Linked DNA regions of Homo sapiens: all the other regions are linked to region 3. The links are chromatin loops, found by intact Hi-C in ENCODE. Cell type or tissue: heart left ventricle. All regions are shown on one strand.

Region 1 (8,000 bases), 640 kb before region 3:
GTGATCCACCCATCTCGGCCTCCCAAAGTGCTGGGAGTACAGGTGTGAGCCACCGCGCCCAGCATTAGTAAGTACATATTAAAACTAAGTACAAACTTCATTGCCTGTGCCTCTCCAAGAGTAATTCATGCAACAACTTGCCATGTGGTCGGGGCATCTTTCACCATCCTGAGTCTTTGGGCTTGGCCACTCAGATGTATCTCTTCGGGCTACATGGACTCACAAATCAAGGAATATGGAGTTAGTTGCAAAACCATTCTGGAGAATTCAACCTAGATGATAATATGATCAGATAATGGAAATAAAAGTTTATAAACCGTAAAGTGCCATAAAAATATAAGAGGATGATTATTCCAGGTTTCCAACAAGGGATAGAAACATTCTTTGAGAAGAGGCTTGATATTCTCACACTGTCAACATGACTTTTCCTTTTGAATGAAAAAGATTTTATTTTCTTCTTCTCATGGGATAAGTACATGACCTTTACAAAACAACTCCGAAGCATTTCAGTTGTACAATCATGAATTGTGCACAAGAAAGGTTTGGTCACACTCTCGCTGATGCTGTGAGCTGATGCCAGAGGAAGACCTATGATAAACTAACACACCCATGCCAGGCCACCCTACATAAGTTTCTGAAAGTTCAGAGACTTCCTAGGAAGTCACCAAAAAGTCCCCTTGGGAATCCATGTCCTTTCAATAAAGCTCTTTCCAAGAACAAATGTTCTCAGCTAACTGGAATCCTACCAGGACTCACTTGAGATCCGTGAGTGTTTCTGTAGTACCTCCCTGAAGTTGATACTGCTGAATGTGGTGTCAGAATTCCTTTTATCTTGGAGGAGTTCCAAAAGATCCAGCAGAAGGCACACGTTTCTTCTCTTAGACCACATCCCAGCCAGTGGGTCAATTGCACAGGTGGCAAGCATAATGATAACTAGTGATTCTGCTTTGCTGGATGCTTAGAACTTGAAGCCATTAGAAAATGCTTCTCCTACTCCTGTTGTCTCCCTGGGCTCCCTTTTAATTTTGTAATCCCTGGCACATGTGTGTTAGTCAAAATGCCTGCCAGATCATTCATGCTGAGGAAAATAAGAAAAATGGAAGGTTGGCCACCCAGGCATGAGGGTTTTCTAAGCTGCCCATATATTGGGATGGTCCCAAGTCAGAGTGAACTTAGCAGGTGGCTTCTTCAGGCTGCCAGGACCTCTGAAGGAGCCTGCTTCTTCAACTACAAAATGAAGACAATGCTATTTACTTTATGAGTTTTCTGTGAACATTAAGTAAGGCAAAGCATATATAGAAATCAGCACAGTGACTGGCACAGAGTAGGCACTATGTGAGTAATAGAGATCATTATGTGTTATTGCCATTCATGATTATAATTATTATTTTCTGGGAAACCCAAATTTTGGTTTTCCCCCTTTATCTAATTTCAAATATACCAAGCATTTTATGTGAAATAGATCTTCGCATGAGAAAAAAAAAAAACAGAAATGTAAACTAGATAGAACCAAAATTTAATCTTTAGGAAAAGTTCCTGCAAGCCAGACAAGTGAGCCTCATGCCAATTTCCTGGTTATTTATAAGCCGCATTCTTGCTTCTTTCACAAACTCCAGAGATTTCTCATTTGGAAACAGAGTTGCTGGAGGTTTCTTAATTCTACCAGAAAATACCTTGATTCTAAATAACTGGTAATACTTTTTTTTTGTAGGAAAATACAAAAACATTAAAAAAACATTAAAAAATCTAAAAATAAAATTAATACAAATCTTTTAGAAAATCAGTGCAAATGAAGTATATCTACTATATGAAACTCTTATGCATGAAATGATAAAAATCTATCTGGTTTTAATGATCTAAAGAAAATGGTGTATCTTTTTTCAACCTGAGAACATACTTGAGTCAGACAGTGAATAACAATCATTTATCTTAAAAATATATCAATGTTCTTAGTGCAATCTACATTCATAAACATCTATTTTGAATCATAACCAAGAAATATCCAGAATCACTGACTTTTTTCCTATGTCCTCATAATTAGATTTTATGTAAGTTGAAAATCAACATGGGACATTTTCGGAGCAGAGATAGCATATTCTGTATTTCTAGAGTTTTGTTTGTTTGTTTGTTGTTTTAAAACAAGTTTTTTTTTTGTAATTCAAATCCATTTATGTTTCAAAAGAAATCCAATCCATATGTTTTTTATTTATTTACACTTACTGTAATTCATCAAAGAGCTATTTAATAAGCTATTTAATGTCCAAAGAGTCTTCGTCACAAGTTTTTTTTTAAGTCTTTCATCTTGTGTACCAGGAAGCTTTGCTTTTCTTTGAAACAAGGTTCTAAGAAAAACCTTCTGGAAAAATATGACCTTCCACTCATATTCTAAAATGTTACTCGGCTGGCAAATTAGGCTAACAGAAGGGTAGGCTTAAGCAATGCTTTAGTGAATTTAACAAGTTCTAAAACAGGGGTCAATTCAGTCCCCCCAAATCTATAATTAATAGTTGGATAGTGGCATTTTGGAGGGGGTCAAAAAGGATAAGCCCCTCTGCTTTTACTCAACAATCTCTCAAAAATGTCAAGAAAACACTGTGTGTTAGACATTATCCAATATGGGCAAAAAATTACTTTGATTTATTTTCACCATGCAATATTATCAAAATCCATCATCTCCAATTGCTGGAAAAATTGTTCTGTGTGTGTGTGTGTGCGCCTATGCCTGTATCTGTGAACGTGTGTATATCTGTGTGATGTGTATCTGCATGTGTGTATATTGTGTGAATGTCTGCATGTGTATGTATTGCAGTGTTATTTGTTATAATATACTTGCTTCAGATAAGATACAGGAAGGAATTTCTGGAAAACAAACCCCAAACTCAATGTTTTTGTAAGCTCTTGTCAATAGCTCCAATAGAAGCTTAGCTGAAGCCTTGTGTTCCAAGCCTTTAGGTTAATGGCCTCCTCTGGCCAGGACTTATTTCTTCTGGTGAACACAGAAACCTGCCATGGAGGATAAATCTTCTGACTGACCCTAGACAAATCCTCGAAGTAACAATTCCAAATATTACCATCGAGAAAAAGTGTTTGTTGTATTGCACTGCATGTGTTCTAAGGAAGAGACATTTTTCAAAGGCACCATATAAAGCTCCATTGGGAATTTCTCTAAGTACAACACGAGATGATCCGGAAGGTCCTGGGGCATCTGCCAAGTGGGGCTTACATGCAGTACATGCTCTTGGTTTTACGCATTTATTTTCCTGTTTTATTAATTCAATAAACATTCATGCAGAGCCTAGTTAGTTAATCAGGTAGCTATTTATATATAAAGAAAATGACCTCATTTTTTTCTGTTGTTAAAGAGGTGTTTATGTATATAATAGGTACTTTTCTGAACAGGAAATTGTCATATCTATCAATGCAGAAAGTGCTGGGTGATTTCAGGTTTGTTATCTTGTTCTGTTTTGATAACGACCCTTTGAAGCAAGGCTGGAACCTGAGGTTCAGCCAGATTAAATAACTTTCCCCATATCATAGAGATATTTCTAAGAAAAGCTGGAAATAAAACCCAGATATTTATGATGACACAATTCACTCTGCCTTATCTCACTACTGCAAATTCCATGAGATTTCAGAGCAGGAAGAGATTGGTAGGGATTTAGAATATCATAAATTTGAGGTCTCAGCTCCAAAACCCATGTAGTCAATAAAAGGGTTACTGCAGCATATTAAAGATCTCCCTTGAGCCAAGGGCAATGGGGCCTCTTGATCCTGCTTACCTTTCATCCTGGAGACAATTATGGTGATTTGGGGTGGGATCATGGGTTTGCAGCTATGCCTGGCCATTAGTGGGTAGGTACTCATCTGAACCAGTGAAGCCTGATGAATTGGAGACCAGAATAAATGAAATAGAGTGAAATGGAACTAATGCTTGGCCAATTGTGATGGCTTCACAATTGTCTACTATGTGACTTGCAGTACTATATAAACTTGCTGAACCTCAACGTCCTCATCTATAAAATGGACAATAAATAGTACCCCACCTCACAGGGCCATTGTGTCAATTGAGTGCATGGAATCTGCTGACCACTATCAACACCTATCCCCATTGGCCATCTTTCCTTTCTCTGATCAAGTCCTGAGTCCACAGCCATTAAACTCTAACTTCTATCCACTGAATGCTGGCCCCTCTGAGCTCCGACCTAACCAGGACTGAGAATAATGGCTTCCTTCTCAGAGTATTGTACCTGAGAGTCTTTGACAGGGGCACTTGAGGGATGACCAGCTCAGAAAAGCATATGGACTTGCAAAACCAATTGAACATATATTGCAGACAAGAATTAAGAAAAACTTGGGCCTTAAGAGAAAGGAGAATACTAAAGTTGCCAAAGGCATGGTTAGATTATAAAAGCAAAGTAATAGGTTTATTTATGGAACACGGGATATGGGTCTGGGAGTTGGGGTCATGGTTTGGGATAGTGTTAGGAACATGGTTTCCTTTCATTGCTATGACCACTCTGGTGTCTCTGCCATACTCTAGGCATCATGTTAGGTGTATCTGCAGACTATCACAGATCTGCACAGGAACAAGTTGAGGGAGGAGCTGAGACTTGGACAGGTGGTTTTCTCAGAGCCACGTGGCCAAGGAAGGGCTGAGATGTGAGGTCTCGTGCACACAGCTTGGGCCCCATGTCATTTCCATTGAAATATGTGGCTCAAGGTAATTGAGCAGCTATGGAAATGGGTGTGAGTGAAGCACTGTCAGTTACTTTTCTAAAAAAACTGACATCCCAAAACATGAGTTCCCTTTCTGAAGCTGTCTTCTGGGAACCCCCTTGCCTCCTGAGGGCCATGAGGAACTCCCTTTTTGACTATTGGTCACTCTGGGCTCCATCCTCCAGCCCTCACGCACCACGACTCCATGGATCAACTGTCATCAAAGCCTCAGCCTTTAGCTTCTTGTCATGGAAAGAGAGGATGAGGAGGTGAAAACAGAAGTGCATATAATTTTCTGGGGACATTTTGAAGTGACTCATCTTTCCGAATTGGAGAATAGAAATACGGGGCAATAGCCACTGAAATATTTAAATCATGCCACATGGTAGATATGTCCTAGGAAGCTAGCAAGAGAAATAATTCAGCAGAAGCTGGAAGGTATACATTATGATAATTTTTATTGCAAAATTATTTATTATTTTTAAATGTTTGTTTTTTGAAATTGTGGTAAGAACAGTTAACATGAGACTTAGCCACTTATCACATTTATAAGTGCACAATACAGTATTGTTAGCTATAGACACAATACTGTTCAGCAGAACTGTAGGACTTATTCATCTGTGTAACTGAAACTTCATACCTATTGAACAACAACTTTTCATTTCCCACTCCCCCAAGCCCTTGACAACCCCTGTTCAACTTTCTGCTTCTATGAGTTTGACTATTTTAGATTCCTGGTAAAAGTGGACTCATGTAGTGTCTGTCTTTCTTTGTTTGGCCTATTTCACTAGCAAAATGTCCTTCAGATTCATCTCTGTTGTTACAAATGATAGGATTTCCTTCTTTTTATGGCTGAATAGTATTCCATTATGTATATATACCACATATTCTTTATGCATTCATCCATCGATGAACATTTGGTTTATTTCTATGTCTTGGATATTGTGACTAATGCTGCAGCGGACAAAGGAGTGCAGGTATTTCTTCCCAATCCCGATTTCAATTCTCTTGGATGTATACCCAGAAGCATGATTGCCAGCTCATATGGTAGCTCTATTTTTCATTCTTTAGGGACCTCCATACTTTTTTCCATAATGGCTGTACCAATTTGTATTCCCACCAAGTGTTCAGGGTTTCAACTTCTCAACATCATAAAATGAGAAGTATAATGAGAAATGTATGACACACATAGCCATAAACTGAACACACACACCTATATGTAGTTGAAAATGTGAAACTATATAAATATTTTATTTAAGAACTAAAATAAAATAAAAATATATTACATTATATATAATTATAAATGGATACACGCTTGTGACAAAGTAACATGCAAATAATATTTTTATGTTAAAATAATGGTATAATATTTTTTAAAGTTAAAAGTTTACTTTAATAAAATAGAAAAAATCAATTAATGCTTTATTTAGTAAAAACTTAATTGAAAATAAATTATATATTATAGTAAATTTCCTTAGTAAAACATGTTGTTTTCTCTTGAAGTGTTAACTTTATTTAAAGCAATGCTACAGTCTGGGTAAAGTTATACTTGAAATAGTAAATATCTTTTTTTCTGAAGATGGTTTTTTCTTTGTGGCTGTTGTGGGATTATGGATACCTAACTAGTCCTAAGATAATGAGAAAAAGATGATTTTCTTTAAAACAAAAATTAATATTATTTATATTTATATTTATATGTAATCACTTTCAATATAAGCACATACTTCAAAAAAAAAAAAAAGAAAGAATCTTTGAAATTTTAAAAATTCCGGTGTTGATAACAGTAAATTTTAGGAACAATTCCCAAGCCTAATTTTTGCACACATCACATATAGGGCAATTTTTCTGAATCTTGGACCACTGGTGACATTGTTCAGAGTCAGAGAAGGGCTTCAATTAGAAGTTCCAGGTGAGCATCCAGTGAAGTTCTTACTCAAGAGGGCAGAAACCTCGCTGGCTGAGTTTCTAGCTAAAGTTTGTTGACTCATCCTGTTCTCTGTGAGCATGGGAAAATGTATATCATCTCCAGGGGGCAAAGAGAACTCTGTGCCAGGTCAGAGGAAGCAAACTATTAGGGAAACTAATCCTTTGAAACCATTTACTAAGACACTGAGTGCTGTCATTTGGTTTACCTGGAAGGCTTGTTAAAAATCTAATCACAAGATGATTTATATTTGAGGCACTTTTTGTACTATGATCCTTCAGCCAAGATCCATCTAGCATACAGATCTTTTCACTTTATTTTTAAGGACATCTGGAAGGTATTTCCCTACTCCCCTCTCCAATCTAAAGAACAACCAAACTACTTCTAGTGCAACAGAAATGAAAGGATCACCATAATGCCAACATCATTCATCTTTTTTAAATGTATAAATGCTTTTTGAGAAAAATTCATGCATTGTAACATTTGGGGGAGGCTATAACTTGTCATCTAATTATTGACATACAGATCAATAGTTTTTTTCTACATAGTTCATCTTAACACCATAAGCAACTCACATTATCTTCAAATCTCCATCAGAGAGAAGGCTGAGGCTTGGCTGGAGCAAGAGCTGGGTGACCGCAACAGGCCCTGGAGGGAGCCGTGCTGCATGTACATTGGGGCTATGTCAGGAACGTGGCTTCAGTAAATCTCTTAATAACACAAAGCTTCAACTTTTTCACCTGTTAAGAACAAAACAAAAAGCAAGGCTGTGATACTTCATTTCTCAGATGTTCTGGAACCCTTCAAGTCTAGCACATGTCTTCCAACCCATGGCTCTGTATAGACCTTCCAGCCTACCTACAGTGGCATTTCCATGCACCTTTCATGTTTGGTTCTACAGAGACAGTTCAAAAATTCTGCTGGTGCTAATGAACTGAGCTCTGGTCATGCACCTATAAGGATCAACGGACAGCAACCTGCATGACACTGATGATTTATGCTTTATAAAATAGAAAACACTAATGAGAATGAGATTAAACACTAATTATTATTTTTATCATTATTAAACACTGCTTAGAATAATCCATGTTTTGTCTGGTGGGTTAGAACAAACAAAAAAGATAATAAAAAGAAATTTTAAAAATCAAAAAAGAATGGACTATGTATAAATGTAAACTACAACCTATAAAAGATTCAATTTTCTCTCTTTTACCGTTTGACCATAGCTTCTGCATTACGTGGATTTGCTATAATCTGAATTTGTATTTTTATATATCCCGCCTGTGGATATTCTCAGTGCAATATGGTGTTAAAAATCTAAGCAGCATTCTCTTTTGCCTGCTGGCATTTATCAAAGTGA
Region 2 (8,000 bases), 170 kb before region 3:
ACAGGCGCACCCCACCACACCCAGCTAATTTTTGTATTTTTGGTAGAGATAGGGTTTCACCATGTTGGCCAGAATGATCTCAATCTCTTGACCTCGTGATCCACCCGCCTCAGCCTCCCAAAGTGCTGGGATTACAGGCATGAGCCACCGCACCTGGCCACAAAAATTTAAGTGATTGATAATATTAATCCATGGTGGGAATGTATACTTATATATTTTAATTAAAGTAGAAATTATCAAAAATTACTAGAACAGCAAATTGGCAAGACCTATCAAAATACACATTATCATTAACTCAATAATTGAGCTTCTAGGCATTAGGTCCAACACAAACACGCATTCCCTGTTAGAGATATGCACAAGGAGGTTATATTATGGAAGTCAAACTATAAGAAACCTCAGTGTCCATCAGTAGTGTAGGTATGTCCACACATACTGTCTCTAAAAAGAATGAAAAGATTTACATGGCCTACTAAGACAAAGACTCCCAAGTTAGAATATATTTTACAGGTAAAATTCAGAAGTTAAAAAACATAACCAACTGCCATCTTCTATGTTGGAACCTTGTGGGAAGAGTGTGGAGCTCGACAAAATTACAAGATTCATGAAAGATTAAACATTTTCATATATCTTAGACTGTAAATGTCAATCCCTCCCTTTGGCACACCTACAGTGGAATTCCAGTTTCTTCTGGGCCCTTATTCAAAGTTAGTTTTCTGAACTCATTTTTATATGGTCTTCCTTTTTCCTTTGGCCTATACTGCCCTTTTGGCTAAAAGGATTTTATTTTTCCCATGTCCTGAAGTTTCCCCATATCCTGAATACTGGCATTTAGTACAAGTGATGGTTTGTTGTTCATCATGCAACATGATTTCACTTTTCAGTATGTTTCTTTACAAGAGACTCTCTGGTTGTTTGATTTACAATCTAGTCCTGCTGTGTATAGCATGGTCTTTGTTCAATTTCATGAACACCATGAGAGTCTGTTTTTTCATGTGGATCCCATTCTTCTCAAGAAGTGCTTGCTCTTCACAGATAGATTTTCACACCTCCCTATAGCTGCTTCCATGAACATGGAAAATATTCAAATTACTCTTTGAGATAGAGGCACTTTGAGTTCAAGCCCCATTTCCTCCCCACTGACTCATCTACTTCTTGTGTTACAATAAATAAGTTAGTGAGTCCTTGAGAAGTAGTCAGTGCACAAAAGCTGTGGTTGTTTAAATTGATATTTTTGTTAGAATTACCTTCTCTGTGCAGATAACAAACTGATGCTTGGTACATTTTCCAAGAGTACTTACATAGTAAAGGTAGAGTGAAACTGGACTTCACAGCCTTAATCCCAAATCCCTCCACTCCATGAGAGCCTCCTCAGTCCTTCCTGATTGCCACGAGCCCTGTGAATTCTGCTTGCCTGCAGAAACTCCTCTTGGGTTATGTGCAATGATTCCTTGACTCATTCATACAAATTGTGTTTGTACATAGCACAAGCTTGCAGTTATTTTTACTAAGTCTATTAAAATTAAAACTATGTAAAGTAGAACCTGAAATCCTGAACATGACCAACATAGGGATTTTTCCATCTCAGGGGAGAAGGTAGAATGAAGGGATTAGATATTAACAAGGCCTGTAGAGGTTCTAGCACCTACTCCTGCAAGACTGGCTGCATATTTTCATTGAACAAAAAGGAGTAACAGTGGAAACCTGCTGCTTGAACTTTCTTTATTTACAAGTCTTGCTTGTTTGTCCTTTTGGATATAGGTGCCTCCATAGAAAGATTACAGAAAAACTCATCACTTCATATTTCAAATAGGGCAAAAGAAATGTGTAACGAGATTTCCCCAGGGTCCCACAATTTCCTTTCTTGAGAAAGGATTTAAAACGCTGCCTTGAAACAGTCCACCGGAATCCCTCAGAGAACTCATCCGTTAGCTGTGGGCAAGACCCTCTGTGTTTTTCCACCTACCCAGGGAGTGATGCCTATTCTGGGGATGGTCCAAGCTCTTCTGGCAATTAGGAATGTCCCACTTTTGAGCAGAAAACTTGCAATCATGAGCACTTTGATGCTGCCTCACATTACATTTGGTAGGTGCTGTGGTCTGAATGTTCATATCCCCAAAATTCATACATTGAAATAACCCCCAAAGTGACAGTATTAGAGGTGGGGCCTTTGGGAGGTGATCAGATCGGGGTAGGGGACAGGAGAGGCCTCATGATGGGATCAGCGCCCTTATCAAGGAGCCCCAGGGAGCTCCCTCATCTCTTCCACCATGTGAAGACACCAAGGTAAGGCACCCTCTGTGAACCAGGAAGTGAGCTCCCACCAGACACCAAATCTGCCAGGGCTTTGATCTTGGATTTTGCAGCCTCCTGATCTGTAAAAAATATATTTTCTATTGTTTAGAAGCCACTCAGTCTATGGTATTTTATAGCAGCCTAAACAAACTGAGACACTAGAGATAGAGTGCAGGGAAAACAAAACAAAGCAAAACAGAACCAGACATTTGAGAGATCTCTTCCCATTAGGATTCTTTAATTGTCATCTAATTGCTGTTCAAAAGAATTGATACAGAGTCAGAACAGAAAACAAAAGCATGTGAAGATCCTTTAACAGCTTCGTAACCGTCAGCCATCCAACAAAACACTGAAGTTCATGCCTATCTAATTAATTTTCTGGCCATCTAAAAATTTAAAAGGTTTGAACTCAAGACTACAAACAAATACAAATTTTCTTTGAAATTGCATACTATATAAAAGAAGAAAGAATGATTTGCCAAGTAGACTATTAGACTCATAACATGCTGACATTCATAGAGAGAAGGCGGAGCAAAGAGACAGGCTTTATTTTATTAGATTTTGTCTTCCCAGCCCTCGCTGGAGCCATTGGAGAGAACTCCATCTAGCTGAAAGACCTGAAACTTAGAACCAAAGCAGCCAATGACTACACAGCCCGACTCCTTCCCAACCCATAGCTAGATCCTGGATTACCCATATGTGAACCAAGGCCAGTGTGGGAAGGGCACTGTGGAAAGCGAACGTACCAGGTTCCCAGGGAACAGCCAGATGAGGCTACCTGCTCCAGGCCAAAGAGAGGGAGCAATGCCACACCTCCTCCCAAGGGGAAGTAGCTCAGGCCTCATGTAAGTGAAGAAAGACCTAGACATTTGCCTAAGGACCAGGTTTCTGGATCTCCTCACACTCAGGAGGAGCACAGCCCCACCCTTCTCAATCCAACTTCTGTAGAAGGAGGTAGGCCCCACAAGCCAGAAGAAATTCTGAAGAAGGAGAAAGAGGGGGTGCGTGGACCTTCTCTCAAGCCTGGTGGATGCCTGTAGGTCCTTCTATCTACCAAATTGCACCTTTCCCCAAGTCCCAGATGGAGCAATCATCCTCCCTCTGCCTCCCCACCTCCCGTGGACTTCAACCCTTATATTCATGTTAGAATCTCTCTGCCTCTTCCTCTGACTTGATTGTTTGCCCTGGAAGGCATGAATCAGACATTCACATCACATAGCCAGGATGTGGTGCAGTCTCTGGAACAGTGAGCCACTGAGGGAGTGGGTACTGGAAAGGTTCATAGACTAACAAACACCTCAACGACTGCTGCTAACTTGGGTGCTTCAAGGCATGTGCCTGAATCCCACCCAGAGATCCCAGCTGCAGAGTCCAAGGCCCTGAGCCCAGCCACACAGCTCAGGAGTGATTTCTTCAGGGCAGAAAGGCCAGGGAGACTCCTCCAGCAGCTGTGCCAAATGCTGTGCCCAACTGTGAGGAAACAGTGGCAAAGAGGTATAGGTTAAATGTGTCTGGTAGTGGGCAGGCAAGGAATGAATTGAGGTGGGGAGAAGGCCAGCAGCTCAGCATGCCGGGGAAGGCACGCTGCCACCTGCTTGAAGCAATCCATTTGGTTGACCCTCTGGATGTCTGCACTCAGCCAAAAGCACACGGATAAATGTCCTACATGGCTCACAAGCTCTGTGGATGAGTCTGTGTCTGTGGACAGAATCCTCAGTCGTCCAGGGTGCTGGCCAGCTGTCCTGCTCAGTGGCTCTATGGCCATGAGCAATACCCCTCTACCAGGCTGGCTGGCCAGCTCTGATGGGCCTGGACACACCACACTCCCCAACACAGGGCACAGAAAAAGTCAAGAAATAAGGATTGATCAAATCTCTATCTGGGGACGATAGGTGACATTAGTCTTTGGAGGGAGCCATTGCTAGTTTTTCAAGCAGGGTGGAATGCGAGGAGAGCTGGGCTTCAGAGGTGTATAGAACCAATTAGGAGTTTTGACCCGCCATGGTTTATTTTAGGATCAGGGAACAGGTGCTTGCTGGCTGGCTGGCCCAACCTTCTGAGGCGCCATCCCAGGCCGCATGTCAGGCGCCCTGTGGAATGTTGGTGCCCACCGCGCTGAGCCTGAACTCTACGCTCAGATGTTGCCATCTAGTGGTGACAAGGTGCAAATCTCACCCTTCGCCCTAATGCATAAAGGATCAGGAATTTTAAAAGAAATACTTTTCTAATAAAGCAAATTAAGGAATACTTTTTATTCACTTTTAAACAATACATAGAAAAGATTGCATTTTTGGTTTTGGCCTCTTTAGCCTCCTAAATATATACAAAAATCACATCAAGAATGTAAACTACCAGAAGTCAAGGAGTTGGAGTTGCCCAAGTGCCTTTATTGAGACTACAGTTTCCCCATGGAGTAAATCTCAGTTCGTTACTTTAATTAAACACATGTCAAGAGATATTTGTGATATGAAGGAATGAAATTTAAATTTTCCCTGCATTTCCTCATTCTGATTCCAACTTGGTTACTTACCAGGTAAATGGCACATAAATTCTCTGAGGCTCATACTCTTCACTGGCAAAATGGGAACGCATGACACGATAATAGGAAAAAGTGATGTGAAAAGACGATAAAACCCTGAAGGCACAACTCTGGGTGTGTCCTGACTGCTCAGGTGTCTCCCAGGGCGGCCCATTTGATGACACAGCCATGGTTTCCTCTCTTGAACAGGGGGTCTGTGTCCGCTTACTTTACCTAAGAGCACACTCACCAGCAGCCCCTGCCAAGAGTGTTCAGTTCGTGTTCTGCGCAGTGTCTAAGATATTCCTAATACTTAACAGATGTCAAAAATGGAATATTCATGATAAAAATACTCTTTAGTTTTCCATAAGCTCCAGTGACTAGAATGAGCCTTTCAACCCATGAAAGGATCCAGTCCTGGCTGGATCCAGAATTCAGGGAGTTCTGAATTTTGTGATTTCAAAGTGCTGATTGGTTAAGATACAGGTTACGTTCCTCCTGCACTACCTACCCAGGCACCTTCCTCAGTGATGAGACTTTACTCCTACAGCCCATCTCTTCCTAAATGGATGGCCAGCTCACCTAGAATCTCTCAGGGATTTTGCACTTAGTCTTACTTCCCGCTCCTAATTTTTAGTTTCTCTCTCTCCTTTTCCACTATGAGCAAACACCCTTTTGTCCCTTGGCTGAAGTCGATCATTCTGTGAGAGTGCTGCCCCTTTGGGTTATGGTTCTACTTGAAATTGATCCGTAACAAACACCTCTATGTCCTCATTGTCATTTCCTGAAAGGAGGTGTAAGTCAGGTGCAGGAGACTGAGAAGAGTAAGGCTGAGCCTCACTCACAGGCACACACTGTGGTGGGACAGAGACATCCCACAGTATAGCCGCAGGCCAAGAGCGAGTCCCCTCAGGGCCCCAGAAAAAGGCAGAGTGGAAATGCCTTCAGCAGGCTTACCCCAGCCCCACATCTTCTCCCAGCCCCTTCTTGCCCATCCCCTGGCTGGGGCTCCCACACCTGTTCCTTTCATATAATGGCCCTCTCTTGGTTCCCCAGACATGCAATGGTTCTGGATGTCCCTGAACCTCTGGCCACAAACTGCTCACTGCCCTTTATTGTTGTTTTTCCTCCTCCTCTCCCAAACCATGACAGTTTCCCAGGGCTGTATAATCTTTCCTCTCCTTCCCTTCTCTTCTCCATGGCCCACTCACCAAACCTATATTTTGAACTGTAGCCACCCATCGCTGGCCCTCCTTGGTGGCCAGGCATGACACCTCACATTTGCAGTAAACACTGTTCCTGACTTCTCCATGGCAGTGGCACCCTCAGCTCAGGCTACCCCATTGTTGTCTTTCATCAATAAGTCCCAAACCCAGGAGTTTCTCTCCTGAGAAATGGGCCCTGGATCCCCACTTCCTCCAGATCCCCCCAGCTGCCCACACTTGCTCTGAATTCTCCTGGAGTTAACACCCACTGCCACCTTCATCTTCCTTGGAGAACAATCATGCCAGGAAGGTCACAGGAGCCGGAGCTGAAATCCCAGCTCTGACATGACACTTCTCTAACCTGTTTCTCATCTACAAAGTGGAGACAATCTCCCAGAGCTGTGGTTCCAATGAAAGATACTGTGGGAGAGCAAACCCCCAATGTGGAATGAATGGGAGACTTCCCTAGAAAAGAGGTCTAGGCATCAGCTCACCTCTACTTATTCTCTTTGTAACCAGAACAAGGGTTTAAACCTTCAGGCCTCAGTTTTCCCATCTGTGAAGTGATCACCTCAGCACCTGCCTCACTCAAGGGTGGTGAGGATTAAACCTAATTCTACACATAAAGGTCTCTGGGATAAACTCCCCAGACCATGTATGTTATTATTATTTCCAATTCTTCTTCATCTGAACTCCTCACCCCAGCATCAAACGTCTACCATACTTTAAATTCTTTCTTCCCTGGCCCTGTCTCTCAACACAGCAAGCATTTCAACACCCATGCAATCATTTGACAAATATTCACACTTTGCCTCTCCTCTGCCTGCATGACTTGGTGCTCTGTGGCACGGAACGCTGTGGGTAGTGACTTCTGCACTGGGCCTGTGATAGGAGGGGTCTGGGCATCAAGCACAGCATCACTAATCCTTCAGTGGGGTCTTCTCCTTCCAGGCTTGGCTGAAAGGTAGCCTCAGCCCTGATCTCTCCCTCAATATCCCCAGGAGGAGACACCAGTCCTTCTTCACTTCCAAGGTTTGCAACTAATGTGTATAGGTAAACAGAGGTTTATAAAAACTCCAAAAGCTCCTCACTCCCATTTTGATCTTAGAGCTGCAATTAGGGGCTGCAGCTCTGATCTTCTCAAGATGGCACCTAGAATGTCACTGGGCCCCAGTCACCTCCTACATTCTGCATTGTTGGGTTTGGGGGAGTTAGCCAGAGCTCCTGATGCACCCACTTCTCTGAGAGGCAACTGAGGAGTGAACACAGCATCACAGCAGGTTCACCATGAGCCACCTGTTTCTAAACAATCCATTTGGTTGACCCCCTGAACGTCTGCACTCAGTCAAGAGCACACTGATGAATGTCCTACATGGCTCATGAGCTCTATGAATGAGTTTGTGCTGGGAAAACTGGATATTCATATGCAGAATGACATTAGACCCCCACCTCTCTCCATATACAAAAATCAGCTAAAAATGGAAGACATAAATGCAAGACCTGAAACAATAAACCTACTAGAAGAAAACATAGGAAAATACTTCAGGACATTGGTCTAGGAAATTATACGAATAAGACCTCAAAAGCACAAGCAACAAAAACAAAAATAAACAGATGAGTTTATTTCAAACTAAAAAGCTTCTGTCCAGCAAGGAAATAATCAACAGAGTGAAAATACAACCTACAAAATGGGAGAAAATATTTGCAAACTACTTATTCAACTGAGGATTAATAGCCAAGGTATACAAGGAACTCAAACACCTCAATGGCAAAAAAAAAAAAAAAAAAAAATCTAATTTTAAACTGGGAAAATGATCTTGAAGAGATATTTATCAAAAGAAGACATACAAATGGCCAAGAAATATATGAAAAAAGGCTTAACATTACTAATCATTAGAAAAATGCAAATCAAAACCACAATGAGGTATCATCTCATTCCAGTTAGCATGACCATTATCAAAAATACAAAAACTAGCAAATGC
Region 3 (8,000 bases):
ATAAGTGAAATTTATGAATCATTTAGTCATTCTGTTTAACTTCTTGAGGAGCCAACAAAATGTCTTCCATAGGGGCTGTACCATTTTACACTCCCACCAGTGGTGTACAAGAGTTCTAATTTCTTCACATCCTTGCCAACACTTGTTATTCTCTAATTTTTTTTTTTTTTTTAGTAATAGCTATCCTAATGGGTTTGAAGCAGTTCTAATTGTGATTTTGATTTACATTTCTCTAATGACTAAATGGCACTGAACCACTTTTCATGTGGTTATTGTCCATTTGTATACATTCTTTGGAGAAAAGTCTGTTCAAGTTCATTGCCTATTTTGTTGCTGAGCTGTAGTAATTCTTTATATATTTTGGATACTAGTCCCTTATTGGATACATGATGTGCAAATATTGTCTTCCATTTTGTGGTTGCCTTCTTTCTTAATAATGTCTCTTGATGCACAAGAGCTTTTAATTTAAATGAATTCCAACTTGTCTGTTTTTTATTTTGTTGCTTGTGCTTTCATGTCATTTCTAAGCATATATTTGTCAATTGATTTTTGACAAAAATGCCAAGACAATCCAATAGGGAAATAATAGTATTTTCAACAAATATTGAATTTCCACATTTAAAAAATAATTTAACCCTTTTTTCTTATCATACACAAAAATTAACTAAAAATGGGTCATAGACCCAAATGTAAAATGAACTATAAAATTTCTTGGGCCAGGCATGGTGGCTCACGCCTGTAATCCCAGCACTTTGGGAGGCCGAGGCAGGTGGATCATGAGGTCAGGAGTTCAAAACCAGCATGACCAACATGGTGAAACCCCACCTCTACTAAAAAATACAAAAATTAGCCGAGCATGGTGTAATCCCAGCTACTCAGGAGGCTAAGGCAGGAGAATTGCTTGAACCCAGGAGGTGGAGGTTGCAGTGAGCCAAGATCGCACCACTGCACTCCAGCCTGGGCAACAGAGGGAGACGCTGTCTCAAAAAAAAAAAAAAAACACTTCTTAAAAGTCTGTGATCTTGGGTTTGGCAAAGATTTCATAGACATGGCACCAAAAGCACAATCCCTAGAGAAAAAAATGAATAAGCTGGACTTTATCAAAGTTAACAAAAATTTGTTCTGCAAAATATATCATTATTTCTTATTGGATGAAAGGACAAGCTGCAGAATTGAAGAAAATATTTGCAAATCTTAGGTCTGATAAAGCACTTGTGTCCAGAATATATGAAGAACTCTTACAGTTTAATAATAATAAGATAAGCAACCCACTGAAAAATTGGCATAAAAGTTTTTAAAAAAAAGGAAAAACTGGCAAAAGCTTTAAATAGACACCAAAGATATATAAATAAATAATGACAAACATGCTATAATAAATAATGAGATAAAAGATGCCATTAGCCGTTAAGGAAATGCAAATTAAAAACATAACAAGATATTACCAGAAACCTATTGGAATAGCCAACATTCAAACACCAACACCCACTGTCAAGGATGTGGAGAAACCGGAACCCATATACATCACTTGTAGGAAAAAAAAATGCCACAGCCACTTTGGCAAAAAGTTGGGCAGCTTCTTAAAAATATCCACTCAGCATATCCTGAACAATTTCACTTCTAGGTATATATCCCAGAAAAATGAAAACACATATCCACACAAAGACCTATATGTGAATGTTTCACAAAAGCATTATTCATAATATCCAAAAAGTGAAAACAATCTAAATGTTCACCAACTTATGAATGCATAAACAATATATGGTATATTCATCCAATGGAACGCACTTAGAAATAAGAATGAAGGCAATGCTGATACAGGAAACCACACGGATGAACTTCAAAAACATTATACGAAGTGAAAGAAGCCGGACACAAAAGACCACATATAGTATGATTCTACTTATATGAAATTTCTAGGAATTTCTGTCTATAGAGATAGAAAGCAGGTCAGTAGTTGCCTGGAGTCAAAAATGGTAGCTGGGATTGATTGCAAATGGGTAGGAGGAAATTTTGGGGGTGGTGATAATGTTCTAAAACTGAATTGTGATGGTTTACTAAAAGTCACTGAATGTACATTTCAAATTGGATGAATTTTATGGTATGTATACCTCAATAAAGATGCTTGAAGACATACATAGTTTTAAGAAATATCATTTTAATTGCTATATAATATTCCATCAAATGGATATGCCACATTTTATTAAGCAACTACTGAATAACTATTGAATAATGAGATTATTTCCAAACTTTCATTCTTTTAAATGCTTCAACCAATATGTTTGTTTGATTTTGTGCAAATCTGGTTTTTAATGGTCTCTTTAAGTTGATTCCCAGAAACGGAACATAGGAGAAGGGGATGCCCATTGACAGGGCTCTTGTTACCTAGCTGCCATCTGTTTTCTTTAACATTATATAAGGTTAAACAGCTCAGCAATGAATGGAAACATACATGTTAAAAATTGAGGGCCAGGCACAGTGGCTCACTCCTGCAATCCCAACACTTCGGGAGGCTGAGGCAGGTGGATTGCACGAGGTCAGGAGTTCAAGACCAGTCTGGCCGACATGATGAAACCCCATGTCTATAAAAAATACAAAAATTATCCAGGTGTGGTGGCGCATGCCTGTAATCCCAGCTACTCAGGAGGCTGAGGCAGGAGAATCACTTGAGCCTGGGAAGTGGAGGTTGCAGAGAGCCGAGATGGCTTGATAGGGTTTGGCTGTGTTTCCCCCCAAATCTCATCTTGAATTGTAACTCCCACAATTCCATGTGTCATGGGAGGGACCCAGTGGGTCCCTGTGAATCACAGGGGCAGGTCTTTCTCGTGCTGGTCTCATGATAGTGAATAAGTCTCACATGAGATCTGATGGTTTTATAAAGAGGAGTTCCCCTACACAAGTTCTCTCTCTTTTCCTGCCGCCATCCGTGTAAGACCTGACTTGCTCTTCCTTGCCCTCCACCACGATTGTAAGGCCTCCCCAGTCATGTGGAACTGCAAGTCCACTAAACCTCTTCTTCTTCCCATTCTGGGGTATGTCTTTATCAGCAGCATGAAAACGGACTAATACAAGGTGCCACTGCACTCCAACCTGGGAGACAGAGCAAGACTCTGTCTCAAAATGAATAAATAAATAAATAAATAAATATAAATAAAATAAAAATTGAGGGGTTTGGAAAGGCACTTCTCAACAAACAAACCTTACTTGGGCACATTTGGATTATAAAAAATAAACCCCTTCTAAAAACTATAAAAAATAAAAGGGGCAGAATCAATAATTTATCCTGATTTTTCTGCAAAAACTATTTCAGGGACACAAAATCAGATAATTACAACAAGTAAATGCCTGAAGTAAATAAATAGAGTAATTCTAGCTAGTACACAAAAAGGAAAAAAATAGAATGTTGCCATGGTGTGACCCCCTTAAGTTACAATACTAAGAGGTCTTTACTCGTCATAACAGGAATAGTCTGGTGTTCTGGGGAAGGTGTTAATACCAGAAATAGGGGAGCAGGGGAAACACCCCAAGTTTGCTTGGTAGGATCTTGCAGAGGAGGCTCAGGAGCTGAACTGGATAATTCAAACAAGTCATCTGGCTTCTCAAAAGTCCTCATGGGGAAGTGTCAGATCATGCAGGTGTCCACAGTGGACTGGGACCTGGGCAGCACTGAGTTCCCCTTACTGACTGCACCATCCATGAGCTGAGCCTGCCTTCTGGGGAAGGAGGGGCATCTCCAGGAAGGGCAACCGGGCCAGGTCAGAAGGCCTCCTGTGTCTCCGGGGCAGTGTGGTCTTCTTTCAGGAGAGAGTGAGTCATCACTGAAGGAGAACAGAGCGAAGGCTGCACAGTCCAGCAGTACTGGGCCCAGACTCTCAGCCCCTTTCTGGCCCTGCCACGCTAAGATAGGATCATCTCCCTCATGGATGCAGCTGATGTGTGCGTGAGCACACGCTTGCCAGGCAACTGGCCAGCACCGGCTGTCTCTGCAACGCGGAATTTACAAATGCCCTTCCCGTGAGGAAGGAAGAGTAACCCGATTGATTCTCCGCTACCAAGCAAGCCCTCTGCCACTTTACAGTGCAGTAACTGCTTACAATGATTCCCCTTCTCGGGAATCGCTTTTCTAGCTCTTCCTCTACAGTCGGGGAGCTGAGCCCCCAGAAGCCAGCAGTCACACTAGTAGGGCAGGGCAGAGCCCGCTTGACCCCTTCCTTGGGAGGGGGGCCTAGCGCCGGGGCGCGTTTCCTCTTCGCGCTGCCCTGTCCTGGCCCGCCACTGGAGCCGGTAGCCCGCAGGGCAGCGGGGGCGGAGGCGACCCTGGGGGTGGCCTGTGGGCCCCCCTGCGAGATCTCGACGGTTCCTATCTATTCCATTCTCCCTCCCCGTCTCCCTGAGCCCCGCCCCTGGGTCCCTTGCTGGAGCCGCTCACCCCCTCCCCCGCAGGCGTTGTGCTGGGCCCGGGGCAACTTCCCCAGAACGTCCGGCCACCCTGCGCGGAAGCACGCCTGGCAGAGCTGCTGAGCCAGGCTCAGGTCGCGGAGTAGCGGCGCTCCGGACCGGCGGAACACGGCGTCCTCGGCTCAGCTTCGGAAGCGCCCCCGCCCCGCCCGGCGAGCCCGGGAATGGCGCGCGCGCCCCCTGCCGGCCACACCGGGACCAGCGGCACCCACAGAGGGCGCGCGGGCAGGGCGCGAGGCGGCAGGCCCCTCTCTTCCTCCCGACCCTCGCAGGCTGAGCACATCAAAAGGCAGGCTTCCTTATGGGTGCTTTCGTTGAAATTCAGCATTGTGGCCAGTCTTGAAAGTACAAAAAAAAAAGAGGGCAAATGTGCTGCACCACTTTAACACAACTTCAGTGACCCTGTTGTCTTCTTCTCTCAGATCTTCCTTCTGCTGCTGTATCTGCATTTCCTCATAACGCCAACAATAATGAGAGCATGGCCCGGGAACCCGCAAACTTTTTTCTGGAAAAGGCCAGATAGTAAATGTTCCTGGTTTTGTGAGCAAGATGGAAAATCGCCCATAGACAATATGCTGAGCCGACTGAGCCTGTGCCAGTCCCTGGGAGCCGACGCTAACTGGAAACAGCCAGGCCAGTTGTGCAAACTGCCCACTTGTTCATTAAATCGAGGCAGGTGTGACTTCAAGGCTACCACTCTCTGGTCCTTGTCAGGTGCAGGCTCTGTTAGAGGTTCCTGCCACATCCCTGCCTGGGCCACAGGGCCGTCCCTGGGTCCCCAGGTGTCTCTCCAACCATAACCCTGCCTGGGCCCTGCTATGTCATTTGAGCCATGAGGCCCCTGAAGATCAGTGGCCCCTGCTGCCCTGGGCCCACAACCTGTCACTAGCCTGTTGGGGTTTAAGGGTGAAAAGAAAGACCTCAGACACACATATGTGCACATGCATGCACAAACACACGCATGCACGCACACACACGAACATGCACCAACATGCGGACCCACTAACCCGGAACCACTGGGTTTCTGTGGCAGTGAGAGTAGGAGAAAGGCCTAGGATGCAGCTTGTAGTGAACTCTTATAATTCCATGTTACCATTCCCAACAGAGGTTTAACTTTTTCCTACCAGAGGCAGGGCTTACTCACCCTTAACACAGTTTCCAGCTCTCCACCTCCTTCCAGTTCCTCAATGTGATCAATCCAGACATCTGCCTTATACAAACACCTCCTGGTGACCACTGCCCTACGAGACAGCTGGATACAACCTACTTGACTCACCCCACTGACCCCACATGGACCTCACAGATATGCTGCAATGACCACCTCTCAGTCATGGCGTGATTACATGGAACCGGTGCCTGCTTGCTCTAAACCCATCAATTAGAACTCCCTATGGGAAACCTGCCTGGGGTAGACCCCTGGACCCCACTTAAGGCCTCAGCTTACAGGTCCTCCTCTCTCTCGATCCCCACCCAGTGGTTGTGTGTGTGTGTGCCCCAGGCAGCTCCCTCCATTCCGCTAGCCATGTGAGGTATTCTGCCTTCTTCTCTCTGGGATCTGTGAGGAATATGCTGCTTCTGTGACTCTATGTGCTTTGTCCAGTTGCCTCCTCTGTCTCCCCGGACAGATGCACCAGAACCTAGCTCCTCTCCTAGTCAGGGCTGGCCTAAAGAGTGGCTATCTTATTGGGAATAGCTGGAAACAGGTCAGATGGGAGCCACAAGGAGTCTGCCAGTATGAACAAGATTCCTGTGAGAGCAACACCAGACCATGGGTCTCACCCTCAGGCATGAGGCCACCTGCCAGGATAAAGAAGAATCTTGTGAAAGGCGTGCTGTACACATCCACCACCAAATCCCCGAGGCCCATTAGGTGGGGCACAGTTTATAGGAACTCTGCAGAAAGAGACCACAAGACCAAATCAGAAAGAATCACAACAGCCTCAGCCACATGGTTCCCTCCATGAGCAGAGGCACCCACAGCACCGAGGAGAGGGGAGGGGAGCTGAAGAAAGGGGAGGGGAGAGTAGGAGAGGATGTCTTCAAGCCACCCTGTTTTCAGCCCCACAGGCCCCGTGATATGAGAAGCACAGAGGGTTTCTCCAAGTACAGAGAACAAAACAGGAATAATCCTCTAGTTCTCCTTCCACATCCTCATCCTAGGGCATTTTTATTTATGCAGAGTACACACTCCCTGTCTTGTACCTCACTTTCCTAGGTGAGGGTGCCCCCTAACATGCTGGCTTGGTGGGTGTTTTCCTGGGTCATCCCCAGCGGGCACCTGAGCCTGGGCTATGCAACCTGCTGCCTCCTCCTTGTAGGAGCCCCCTCTCCCAGCTGTAGGTCTCTTCCTCTCAAAGGACTCAGCATCAGCCTCATGCAAGAAATATCCTTGGGAAACAGTGGCCTGACAAGAAGGGTGAGGGTGAAGGAAAGGCTAAGAATTGGGCAGCCAGGAGATGGCTAGAATTGGCTAAGAATTGGAAAAATTGGAAAAGGCTAAGAATTGAGATGGAGACGGTGAGGGAGGAGGGAAAGGAACAGTGGACCCACTTTGCTGATAAAGGAGCTTAGGTCAGAACAGCCTCCAGACACAGAGAGGAATGGCCTCCAGGTATGAGGGCAGCAGAGGGGCTGGAAATGGGAAAGAAGAGTGGCCTCCAGGTATGAGGGCAGCAGAGGGACTGGAAATGGGAAAGAGTACAGGGTGTGGAGGAAGAAGGGGCAGCCACATCACTGCAGGAGACTCTGGACAAAGGAACATTTTCCTCCAAGTACCCAAGGTGCTTTGGTATGACACCATCTGGTTGTAAATTGATTTAAGGATAGGAACAGAAATTTGATCAAAAGTCAGAAATATTTTCATACCTTTGACCAAATCGTCCTCCTTACTCACTGGAATTTACATCAAAGAAGTGACATGAGTGGAGAAGGCTTTTCTGGGAAGGATGGGAGGGGCCGGGATAGGGAGGTGCTGGCAGGAAGGGGAGGATTCAGGAGGGAAAGAAAAGGGGAGGGGAGGGCAGGCTGCAGCCCCGGGGAACCTTGCACAGGCCTCGCAGCCTCACCCACCTGGGGTTGAGTTGGACTCTGCTGACTGTAGCCTCTCTGAGCCTCCAGTTCTCTCTGGAGCTCTACCTCATAATATCTACCCCAGTGGCTAGTTTTGAGGACTTCACAAGATAACACCTGGCACAAAGTAAATGCTCAATAAAGGTTAATACTAATATTACTCAGATAACTTATTAGGTCTCTGTTCAGAAACCAACCCTCACATTTTATAGTTATTTTTAAAATTTACGTACAATGCAATTCCTTTCTCTGTCTCTCTCTCTCGTCTACAGTTCTATGAGTTTTGACAAATGCACAGGATCATGGAACCAGCACCACAATCAAGACAGAAAAGTTCCACCCACCTCAAAAGTCTTTCTCACCATCCTTTGAAATCCAGCTCTCTCCCATCTCTAACCCAGGACATCTCCATCCCTAAGGCTTTCCCTTTTCCAGAAGGTCATATAAATGGAATTGTATAGTTTGTAGTCTTTTGA

The links. Peaks named below come from ENCODE experiments on the same cell type or tissue, not always from the same donor. Only the 100,000 strongest peaks of a DNase experiment are listed, where the experiment ranks them.
Region 1: a loop joins it to region 3, with 3 times the contacts of the local background. A loop is called at or near these places in 2 of 110 quality-filtered maps.
Region 2: it touches region 3 in a loop (2.9-fold over the local background); 17 of 110 quality-filtered maps call a loop at or near these places.

The regions. Positions count from the first base shown.
Region 1 is chr7:46,610,141-46,618,140 of GRCh38, forward strand. No RefSeq gene overlaps it. Among named protein-coding and RNA genes, the nearest start is that of IGFBP3, 690 kb to the left of the region's middle. In heart left ventricle, no CTCF peak of the experiment used is centred here; no DNase peak of the experiment used is centred here.
Region 2 is chr7:47,084,555-47,092,554 of GRCh38, forward strand. No RefSeq gene overlaps it. Among named protein-coding and RNA genes, the nearest start is that of SNORD151, 380 kb to the right of the region's middle. In heart left ventricle, CTCF peaks have their summits at 4,450 (motif pointing left) and 4,659; a DNase peak (open chromatin) is centred at 4,397.
Region 3 is chr7:47,249,965-47,257,964 of GRCh38, forward strand. It overlaps LOC124901628 (a long non-coding RNA gene), which reads right to left and starts at 4,650. Exons shown (of 2, transcript XR_007060318.1): 1 at 4,427-4,650; 2 at 2,136-3,815. RefSeq lists a silencer at 4,532-4,711. In heart left ventricle, a CTCF peak has its summit at 4,640 (motif pointing left); DNase peaks (open chromatin) are centred at 3,769 and 4,557; H3K4me3 peaks cover 1,179 bases; H3K27ac peaks cover 1,046 bases.